2 separate regions of the Homo sapiens genome follow, and region 1 is linked to region 2. A link is an interaction called in ENCODE POLR2A ChIA-PET data of the cell type or tissue named here. Cell type or tissue: Panc1. All regions are shown on one strand. Links, peaks and the distances in the headings refer to the core of each region. The heading gives the core; the rest is flanking DNA.

Evidence for each region. Peaks named below come from ENCODE experiments on the same cell type or tissue, not always from the same donor. Only the 100,000 strongest peaks of a DNase experiment are listed, where the experiment ranks them.
Region 1: POLR2A ChIA-PET joins it to region 2 with 6 read pairs; 3 of 35 experiments call an interaction of 5 or more read pairs at or near these places.

What each region holds. Positions count from the first base shown.
Region 1 is chr20:31,732,182-31,737,478 of GRCh38, reverse strand. No RefSeq gene overlaps it. Among named protein-coding and RNA genes, the nearest start is that of TPX2, 4.5 kb to the left of the region's middle. In Panc1, for the core only: no CTCF peak of the experiment used is centred there; no DNase peak of the experiment used is centred there.
Region 2 is chr20:31,954,904-31,960,200 of GRCh38, reverse strand. No RefSeq gene overlaps it. Among named protein-coding and RNA genes, the nearest start is that of PDRG1, 5.5 kb to the right of the region's middle. In Panc1, for the core only: no CTCF peak of the experiment used is centred there; no DNase peak of the experiment used is centred there; H3K27ac peaks cover 2,304 bases.

The DNA.
Region 1 (5,297 bases), core at 711-4,710, 220 kb after region 2:
AGGTGTGAGCCACCACACCTTTTGTTTTCTTTTTTAAGAGTCCTTGTGTTGTAGAGATACATATAGATACGGTAGGGATGAAATTACTCTGGCACTGGCTTCCAAATAATTGGGAGTAGGCAGTGAAGATAAGTAGGTGGGGATTTAGATGAAACAAGATTAGCTACAAATTGATAATTGTTGAACCTGGTGATGGGTTCATGATACATAAATACATACATATACTCTTGTATGAGTTTGAAATTTTCCACAATTAAAATGGGGTGGTTGCCTGGTGCTACTTGGAAGGCTGAGGCAGGAGAATCACTTAAACCCAGGAGGCAGAGGTTGCAGTGAGCCAAGATGGTGCCATTGCACTCCAGCCTGGGCGACAGAGCAAGACTCTACCTCAAAAACAAAGGGATGGGGGAGTGGTAGTTGTTGTGGTGGTTGTTTTGTTATTTTGAGATAGGGTCTTGCTGTCACCCAGGCTGGAGTGCAGTGGCAGGATCACGGCTCACTCCAACCCCAACCTCCCAGACTCAAGTGATCTTCCCACCTCAGCCTCCCACAGTGCTGGGATTACAGGCATGAGCCATGGCACCTTGTCTAAAAAGAGGTATTTTTGGCCTGGCGCGGTGGCTCACGCCTGTAATCCCAGCACTTTGGGAGACCGAGGCGGGTGGATCACGAGGTCAGGAGACTGAGACCATCCTGGCTAACACGGTGAAACCCTGTCTCTACTAAAAATACAAAAAAAATTAGCCGGGCATGGTGGCGGGTGCCTGTAGTCCCAGCTACTTGGGAGGCTGAGGCAGAAGAATGGCATGAACCCGGGAGGCGGAGCTTGCAGTGAGCCAAGATCGCGCCACTGCACTCCAGCCTGGGTGACTGAGCAAGACTCCGTCTCAAAAAAAAAAAAAGTATTTTTGCTGGGCACAGTGACTCATGCCTGTAATCCCAGCACTTTGGGAGGCCAAGGCGGCCAGATCACCTCAGGTCGGGAGTTCCAGACCAGCCTGACCAACATGGAGAAACCCCGTCTCTACTAAAAATAGAAAATTAACCGGGCATGGTGGCAGGCGCCTGTAATCCCAGCTACTCGGGAGTCTGAGGCAGGAGAATCGCTTGAACCCGGGAGGTGGAGGTTGTGGTGAGCCAGGATCGCGCCATTGCACTCCAGCCTGGGCAACAAGAGTGAAACTCCATCTCAAAAATAAATAAATAAATAAAGGTATTTTTAAGTATGGTATTGTCGTAGAAGTTAAAAGTGGGGGAAATCAGTAGAAGAGTTTAAGAGTCCAGAAACACACTCAGCCAGTTATGGTGGCTCATGCCTGTAATCTTAGCACTTTGGAAAGCAGAGGCGGGAAGATTGCTTGAGCCAGGAGTTTGAAATCAGCCTGGACAACATGGCAAGATACAAAAAACTTTTAAAATTAGCCAGGTGAGGTGGTGCGTACCTGTAGTCCCAGCTACTCAAGAAGCTGAGGTATGAGGATCACTTGAGCTTGGGAGGTCAAGGCTGCAGCGAGCCATGATTCTCCAGCCTGGGCGACAGAGCTGGGTCCTGTCTTTAAAAACAAAAACAAAATCCAGAACTCATGTATATCAGAATTTAGTAGGCCAGGCGCAGTGGCTCACGCCTGTAATCCCAGCACTTCAGGAGGCCGGGGGTGGGGGGCGGGGGCAGATCACTTGAGGTCAGGAGTTCGAGACCAGCCTGGGCAACATGGCAAAACCCCTTCTCTACAAAAAATACAAAACTTAATAGGCCTGGCACAGTGGCTCATGCCTGTAATCCCAGCACTTTGGGAGGCTGAGGAGGGGGGGTCACGAGGTCAGGAGTTTGAGACCAGCCTGGCCAACATAATGAAACCCCGTCTCTACAAAAAATACAAAAATTAGCCAGGTATGGTGGTACGCACCTGTAGTCCCAGCTACTCAGGAGGCTGAGGCAGGAGAATCGCTTGAACCCAGGAGGCAGAGGTTGCAGTGAGCCAAGACCATGCCATTGCACTCCATCCTGGGTGACAGAGTGAGACTCTGTCTCAAAAAAAACAAACAAACAAAAACAAAAATTAGCTGGGCATGGTGGTACTCACCTGTAGTCCCAGCTACTCCAGAGGCTGAGGTGGGAAGATCGTCTGAACCTGGAAGGTGGAGGTTGCAGTGAGCTGAAATCAGGCCACTACACTCCAGCCTGGGAGACAGAGCAAGATCCTGTCCCCCAACCCTCCACTAAAAAAAAGAAGAAACAAAACTGGCCATCAAACACATGAAGGTGCTCAGCCTCACTATAATAAAGGAAATTGAAACAAGAAAGTTCCATTTTTCACCCATCAGATTAACCAAAATTAAAAGTTTGATAGTATCAGAAATTTGTAAGGTAACTCAGCAGGTAGGAGTATAGATGGGTGTGGACAACTATTGACAACTATTTTTTTTTTTTTTGAGACAGAGTCTCTGTCTGTCGCTCAGGCTGGCATGTAGTGGCACAATCTCAGCTCACTACAACTTCTGACTCCTGGGTTCAAACAATTCTTGTGCCTCAGCCTCCCTGAGTAGCTGGGATTACAAGCACCTCACAGCATGCCCGGCTAATTTTTTAATTTTTTTTTTTTTTGAGACAAAATTTCGCTCTTTCACCCAGGCTGGAGTGCAATGGCGTGATCTCGGCTCACTGAACCTCCCCCTTCCGGGAAGTGATTCTCCTGCATCAGCCTCCTGAGTAGCTGGGATTACAGGCACCCACTATGACGCCCAGCTAATTTTTTAGTTTTTAGTAGAGACGGGGTTTCACCATGTTGGCCAGGCTGGTTTGGAACTCCTGACCACAGGTGATCTGCCCGCCTCAGCCTCCCAAAATGCAGAGATTACAGGTGTGAGCCACTGCGCTCAGCCTATTGACAACTATTAAAATGTCAAATAAGTATGCCCTATGATGTAGGACTTCCATTTCTAGGTTTCATTCCAAGAGATAACACTCATCCAGTCACACAAATGCCCAGTTGCTGCAGCATTTATTGAGCACCTGCTATGTGCCAAGTCACCATACTAAGTGTGGGGATACCACAGTAAAAAGACAGACAAAATTCCTGTCCTCGTGGAACTGTTATTCTAGGGGAGAAGACAGATGCCAGATGAGATAAATAAGTAAATGATCTAGTGTATTAGCAGGTGATAAATGCAAAACCATTTGCTCGCGAGGCCCTGAAGTGTGGATGGCAATACAAGGAGAAAGGCAGGAGCTGGATAGATGGTGGGGCAAAGGGAGGGCAGGGGTCTGCCTGGGCTGTGACTGTCCCACTTTCAGCACCCACATCACCCAACAACCAGGCATGTGCCTGCCAACAATGGAGTAGACAGGCTTGGGTCAAGGTGGGGGTAAAGGTAGTTTGCCTTATATTAGGAAGGAAGAAGCATCAGAACTATTGTTGTCTGGGGACTACTAGGCAGAAGGTAACTGACTGAATGAATAAATGAATGAATGAGGCAATGCCAGGAGGCCAGGATGTATGCAAGAGCTTCCCAATTCCTTCCAAATGAACAGGAGGTAAGCCTGGTCCAAGAGTTTCCTCTCCTATCATTTTACCTGCTTATGTTAGGCTGAGCTTCAAGTTCTCGTTCTCTGTGAATGGGAGACTATGTGGTCTGAATCACTGAAGCAGAATTTCAGGGCTGGAAAGAAGGATAGACACATCTGGTCCACTCTGTTCACAATTTCAGTTATCATCGAGGGAAGGGAACAAGAGTGGAAATAAGGAAATCAATTAGTAGTTCATTGCAATGTAGTTGTAAGAAATTGGAAACCACCTAAATTTTCACAAATCGAGGAATATTTCAATCAACTGCCTACAGAATGGAACACTAAGCAGCAGTTTAAAAAAGTTCCATGGATCTGGACTGACAGGAGAGGATCTTTGAGATATATTTTTGAGTTAAAAAAAATGAATTGCATGGCTGGGCGCGGTGGCTCATGCATGTAATCCCAGCACCTTGGGAGGCTGAGGCAGGTGGATCACCTGAGGTCAAGAGTTTGGGACCAGCCTGGCCAACATGGTGAAACCCGGTGTCTACTAAAAATACAAAATTAGCCAGGCGTGGTGGTGGGCGCCTGTAATCCCACCACTCAGGAGGCTGAGGCAGGAGAATCACTTCAACCCGGGAGGCGGAGGTTGCAGTGAGCTGAGATCGCGCCACTGCACTCCAGCCTGGGCAACAAGAGTGAAACTCCGTCTCAAAAAAATGAATTGCTGATTGACATAAATTCATTATGACATCATTATGTTTTTAAAATACTCAAAATAATGTTCCACTTTTCCCATGGGTGTGTATAAGTAACCATTAGTACTTACCACATGCTAACCACTATTAGAAGTATTTTACACATATTAACTCATATATCCTAACAATAACCCTATGAGATAGTTAATGTTACCACACCCATTTTATAGATTGTAGAAATTGAGGCTTAAAAAGATTAGACAATTTATCTGAGATCATACAGCTTTTGTGGTGACAAAATCAAGATTTGAGCCCAGGAAGGCCTACTCCAGAGACCAATCCCCTAACCATTGCCTTGGACTGCCTCTCCTATGTGGATATATATATAGAGAGAAAGTTATGGAAAAATTCATAACAAACTAACAAGAATGGGAAATTCAGAGGGGAGAAGTTAAACTGGATTTATACAGAGAAAGGATAGATAATTTGAGTCTTTAATTAAAAAAAAAAAGAATGTTAGCTGGGTGCGGTGGCTCACGCTTGTAATCCCAGCACTTTAGGAGGCTGAGGTGGGTGGATCACCTGAGGTCAGGAGTTCGAGACCAGCCTGGCCAACATGACGAAACCCCATCTCTACTAAAAATAAAAAACTTAGCCAGGTGGTGGTGGGCGCCTGTAGTTCCAGCTACTCGGGAGGCTGAGGCAGGAGAATTGCTCGAATCCGGGAGGCAGAGGTTGAGGTGAGCTGAGATTGCGCCATTGTACTCCAGCCTGGGCAACAAGAGTGAAACTCCATCTCAAAAAATAATGATAAAAATAAATAAATTCAAATCACCCAAATAATACACAGCAACACTCTTTTTTATTTATGTAATTATTTTATTTTATTTATTTTTGAGATGGAGTCTCACTCTGTCGCCCAGGCTGGTGTGCAGTGGTGCCATCTCGGCTACTGCAACCTCCGCCTCCCGAGTTAAAGCGATTCTCCTGCCTCAGCCTCCCGAGTAGCTGGGATTACAGGCATGCACCACCACGCCCGGCTAATTTTCTATTTTTAGTAGAGACGGGGTTTCTCCATGTTGGTCAGGCTG
Region 2 (5,297 bases), core at 914-4,913:
GGAGAGAGGGGAGAAGAAGAGGGAGAGAGAGAAAGGGAGAATGTACCCTTAATTCCCATGATTAGGTCATGGCTTCAGTCATTCGACAGACCTCTCCTGAGCCCCCCTGAGCACCTTCGAGGAAGCTTGTGGAACCCCTGGGCTCAATGGGCTTTTGGGCTGGTGAGAAAGCCAAAACCATGAACAACAACAAAAAAACTGCTCTTGTCCAAAACAGGAAAGTATCTGATGCCAGGAGAAAAGGGAATGAAAGTCCCTCTGGGAGAGCTGAGGAAGAGCAACCCTCTTGGTGGCAGGGGTGGGGCAGGGCCTTCTAGGAGGAGGGTCCTTAAGGGAAGAGTAAACACTTAACAAAAGATATTTCTGGCAGAAGGCACTGCCTGAGCTCAGGGAAAGAGCTGGGAAAGTTAGGATGTGTTTAGGAACTGGCGTTCAAGAAGAGTGGAGGAAGATGAGGCAGAAAAGAAATTGAACTCAGAGAAAAGTACAAAGAAGCATGTCCCTGAAGGATGATTGCAGCAGTTTGTATCATCTGCAAAGGTGGAAACAACTTAAATGTCTATGCACAAGAGACGGGCTGAGTAAATACATTACTTACAGCCACCACACTGGCAGGCCATAGAGAGGTGGAAATGCCCAAAGTTGGCGAAGATGTGCATCACTGGTAGGAGTGAAAATGAGGAAGCCATCCTGGAGAGAAAGGTGGCAGCATTTAGGAAAAAGAAGGCTGGGCACGGTGGCTCATGCCTGTAATCCCAGCACTTTAGGAGGCCAAGGTGGGAGGATCGCTTGAGCTCAGGAGTTTGAGACCATCCTGGGCAACATGGTGAGACCTTGTCTCTACTAAAAATTTTTAAAAATTAGCCAGGTATGGTGGGGTGTGTGCCTGTAATCCTGGCTACTTGGGAGGCTGAGGCAGGAGAATCACCTGAGCCCGGGAGTTTGAGGCTGCAGTGGGCTGTGATCAGGGCACTGCACTCAGCCTGGGCAACAGAGTGAGACCCTGTCTCAAAAAAAAAAGAAAGAAAAAAAAGGAAGAAGAAGTGTGTGTGTGCCCTATGACAAGGCAATACCACATAGGATGTCCAGTGTGGCACTGTGTGTGTTGATAGGGGCAGAAAGCAACTCAGGTGTCCATAATCAAGAGAGTGGACAAGTGAAATGAGGTAGAGGCAGCTCTGCAGTTCTCTGGAGCTGGAGGAGTAAGGAGCTAGAGGTACCTAGAGTGCTAGAGTGCATGGAGAGATCTGAGAAACATCAGGAGAGGCAAAAATAAAAAATAAAAGGAGGAGACGAACATGACTTACAACTCAATAATGTTTATGTGGATTCAAAACACATGCCCAGGGTCAGGAGCGGTGGCTCATGCCTGTAATCCCAACATTTTGGGAGGCCAGGGCAGGAGGATTACTTGAGGCCAGGAGTTCGAGACCAGCCTGGCCAACCTGGCGAAACCTCATCTCTACAAAAAATACAAAAATTAGCCAGGTGTGGTGGTGCATATCTGTAGTCCCAGCTACTTTGGAGGCTGAGGCACAAGAATCGCTTGAACCCGGGAGGCAGAGGCTGCAGTGAGCTGAGAACATCTCTGTGTGTGTCTTTGGGTACATGTATGTATGCGTTTCTATTGTGTGGAATTACACCCAATGATAGGACTGGAATTGTCAGGTATGCTCAGTTTTAGTTGATACTAATAAACCGGGTATGTGGTTTGGTATTTATTTATGTATTTTTGTTTTGAGACAGAGTGTCGCTCTGTCACCCAGGCTGGAGTGCAGTGGCACGATCTCAGCTCACTACAACCTCTGTCTCCTGGGTTCAAGCGATTCTGCCTCAGCCTCCTGAGTAGCTGGGATTACAGGCGTGTGCCACCACACCAGGCTAATTTTTCTATTTTCAGTAGAGATGGGGTTTTGCCATGTTGGCCAGCCTGGTCTCTAATTCCTTACCTCAGGTGATCCACCCACCTCGGCCTCCCAAAGTGCTGGGATTACAGGCGTGAGCCACTGCTCCTGGTCCCGCTAAGAAGTTTTAAAACACAGAAACACATAAAACAACATGACGCATTTTGCAAGAAATTCTGAGTATTTAAGGACATATCAAATACAGTAGAGAGGGTTTCAGTGAGGTTAAAAGTGAGTGGAGGTGGGAGAAAATGATATAAACAAGAAAGAGTCCTTGCAGACTAAATCATGACCACGTGCTAAGAACTGAGAGGCAGGATTAACTCAACCCACTGTACTACAGTGTATGAAAATGAAACGTAAATTTCAATGTAGAAAATGAGATAAACAAATGGACTATATGGCTAAAATACTACAGAATATATATATATATATATATATATATATATATATTACAGAATATATATATATATATATATATATATATTACAGAATATATATTTATATATTTGAGGCAGGATCTTGCTCTGTTGCCCAGGCTTGAGGGGAGTGGTGCAATCTTGGCTCACTGCAACTTCTGCCTCAGCCCCCTGAGTAGCTGAGACTACAGGTGTGTACCACCATGCCTGGCTACTTTTTGTATTTTTTGTAGAGACAGGGTTTTGCCATGTTGCCCAGGCTGGTTTTGAATTTCTGAGCTCAAGTGATATGCCCCCCTCATCCTCCCAAAATGCTGGGATTATAGGCGTGAGCCACTGTGCTGGCCTCACTATAGAATATTTTGCAGCTATTAGAAAATAGAAAAGAGATCTAAATGTCAATCAAAGCTGTCCAAGAGCAATGCTGCGAAGCACTAGGTTTGTGTGCAATGCCCTCCACCTGCCTTCCTGTCCTACCATCTCACAATAGTCCTGTGGGTTTTCTCTGGGTTGACAGCTATGTCTTTAAATGCATATCACAGTTTTGAAAAGACACACCCAAACTGGGATACTAGAGGGAACTGAGAAGAGGGGGAGGGGGGTAAAAAAGAGCTTAGTCTTCTCTGTAATGTTTTGAGTTTCCGTAAGAAGAATCCATTTATAGAAATTAAAATGAATGAATTTGGTATTAAAAGGTAGTAGTAAAAACCAGCTCAAGGAGGGCTGGAATGTTCTGGGCTTGCACTCTCTTTGGGATCACTTAAGATTTTTCAAGTCAAGCCATGGGCCATCTGTTGCCTGGTGAAAATGGAGGCGTGGGGAGTTGGGAGACATGTCCCCACCTGGTGTCCCCATCTGGCTGCATGACCTTGGGAGGGTCCCATCCCCTTGCCTGACCTCAATGTCCTCATCTGCCCAGTGGGATTCAGATTTTTGTGTTACCCAGGGATGTGGGAGGATGAAGTGAGGGCGCGAGGAGAATCACATGAATGTAAGGGATTATTCTCGGGGTCGGGGAGGAGACAGGGTGGAAGCCTGTCTTCCACCCACCAAGCCCACAAGGGTGCAAAGGAAGTGGAGGGAGGAGCTAGGGACCACCCAGGCGAGCACACAGCCCATCTGCAGCATAGGAGCATGTTCTCAGCAGCTGGGAGGCCCAGCCAGAGCTGGTAGGGCAGCCACCCAGGCTGCTTGGAGAATCCGGACATTAAAGGGGTTCCTCTCACTGCTCTCTCAGTGCAGCTCCAGCCCTGTCACCTCCCCAAGCCCCCATTTTCACCCTCCTGTCCGCTCAACACATACACACGTATCTCAGAGGAATGCACTGCACTTGCCCCTCTTCACCCATCCTATCACCAGAGCCACAGGGGCTTTCACAAGGTAAACCCAATCATATCTGTGCCTGCTCAGCACCCTCCAGCAGCTTCCCAGCATATGAGAACAAACCCAATCCCCGTACTTTAGTGGATAAGGCATGATCCCAGCCCTCACCTTTAAGAATCTGGCCTCAGAGAGAATCTGCCTTAAGTAGAATTCTGACTCTGCTCATTAATTCATTCATTCAAAATTGTTTATCAAGCACCTACTGTGGGAGCCAGGCACTGTTCTAGACATTTGAGAGACATCAGTGAAGAAATGAATGAAAGATTCCTGCCCTCAAGGAGCCTCTCTTCTAGCAGAGGGAGATGAACAATAACCATAAGTAAATTATAAGGCATGCTGGGAGGTGACAAAAGTTATGATGAAAAGAAAGAAAAAGAAAAACTAGAGCAGAGGAAGTTGATCAGGAGTAGCAGGAGGGGCAGAAGTTGCATTTTAAACATGGTGGTCAGGGCAGGCTCCATTGAAAAGGTGCCATTTAAGAAAAGACTGGGCCAGACGTGGTGACTCATGCCTGTATTCTCAGCACTTCGGAAGGCCGAGGCAAGCAAATTACCTGAGGTCAGGAGTTTGAGACCAGCCTGGCCAATGTGGTGAGACCCCTGTCTTTACTAAAAAAATACAACAATTAGCTGAGCATGGTGGCACACACCTGTAATCCAAGCTATTCAGGAGGCTGAGGCAGGAGAATCACTTGAACCCAGGAGGTGGAGGTTGCAGTGAGCCAAGATTGTGCCACTGCACTCCAGCCTGGGTAACAGAGTGAGACTCCATCTTAAAAAAAAAAAAAAAAAAAGCTGGTAGATGGTGAGGGAAGGAACCATGTAGACATCAGGGAAAAGTGCAGGCAGAGGCAGCAGCCAGTGGAAAGACCCTGAGGCAGGACCACGCCTGGCTTGTGTGAGCAGCAGCAGGGAGGTGGGTGATGACCCAGAGAGGGGGACACTTTTCCAGTGAACAAGACAGACAAGGTCTCTGCCCTGGGGAGCTCATGATTACAAAGCAAGGTGTTTAGAGAACAAAGATGGTATGGGAAGTACAGAGACAAGGGAAGTCCAAAAAACTGTGGGGGCCCAGAGAGGACTCTTGACCCTCAGGAGGAGGTAACCCCAAGCTGAGCAGTGGGGGATATGGAATAGTGACACGTGAATAAAGGCATGGGAGAAAATTAATCCAGAACGATGGGGGAGTATGTGCAAAGGCCCTGAGAATCCCACCACTGGTCACCACCCCCACTGCTATCTCTTGGTGCAGTGGCCACCCTCTCCTGCCTAGATGATTATAGCAGCCTCCTCTTGGGTCTCTCACAGAGGGGCAAAGAAGCTAGAGTATACAGTCACTAACGACTCTCTTTTCTTGGTAGGAGTTCACACTCGTGGATATTAATTCACTGCATTCCCCTCTCAACCTGCATCCATGAGCAGAGAGAAGCAGGAAGCCACAGGCATACACAGCAGTGTCTGCAGGTGACCTCTGGGGAGGCCCTAGTGGATTTTGGGTGGGGCACTGCCAGCACCTTCCACAGCCCTGTGTGCTCAATGTCTCCTTCTCCTCTCTGTCCTACCCTCTCCCCCTCACTAATTCTATTCAAATA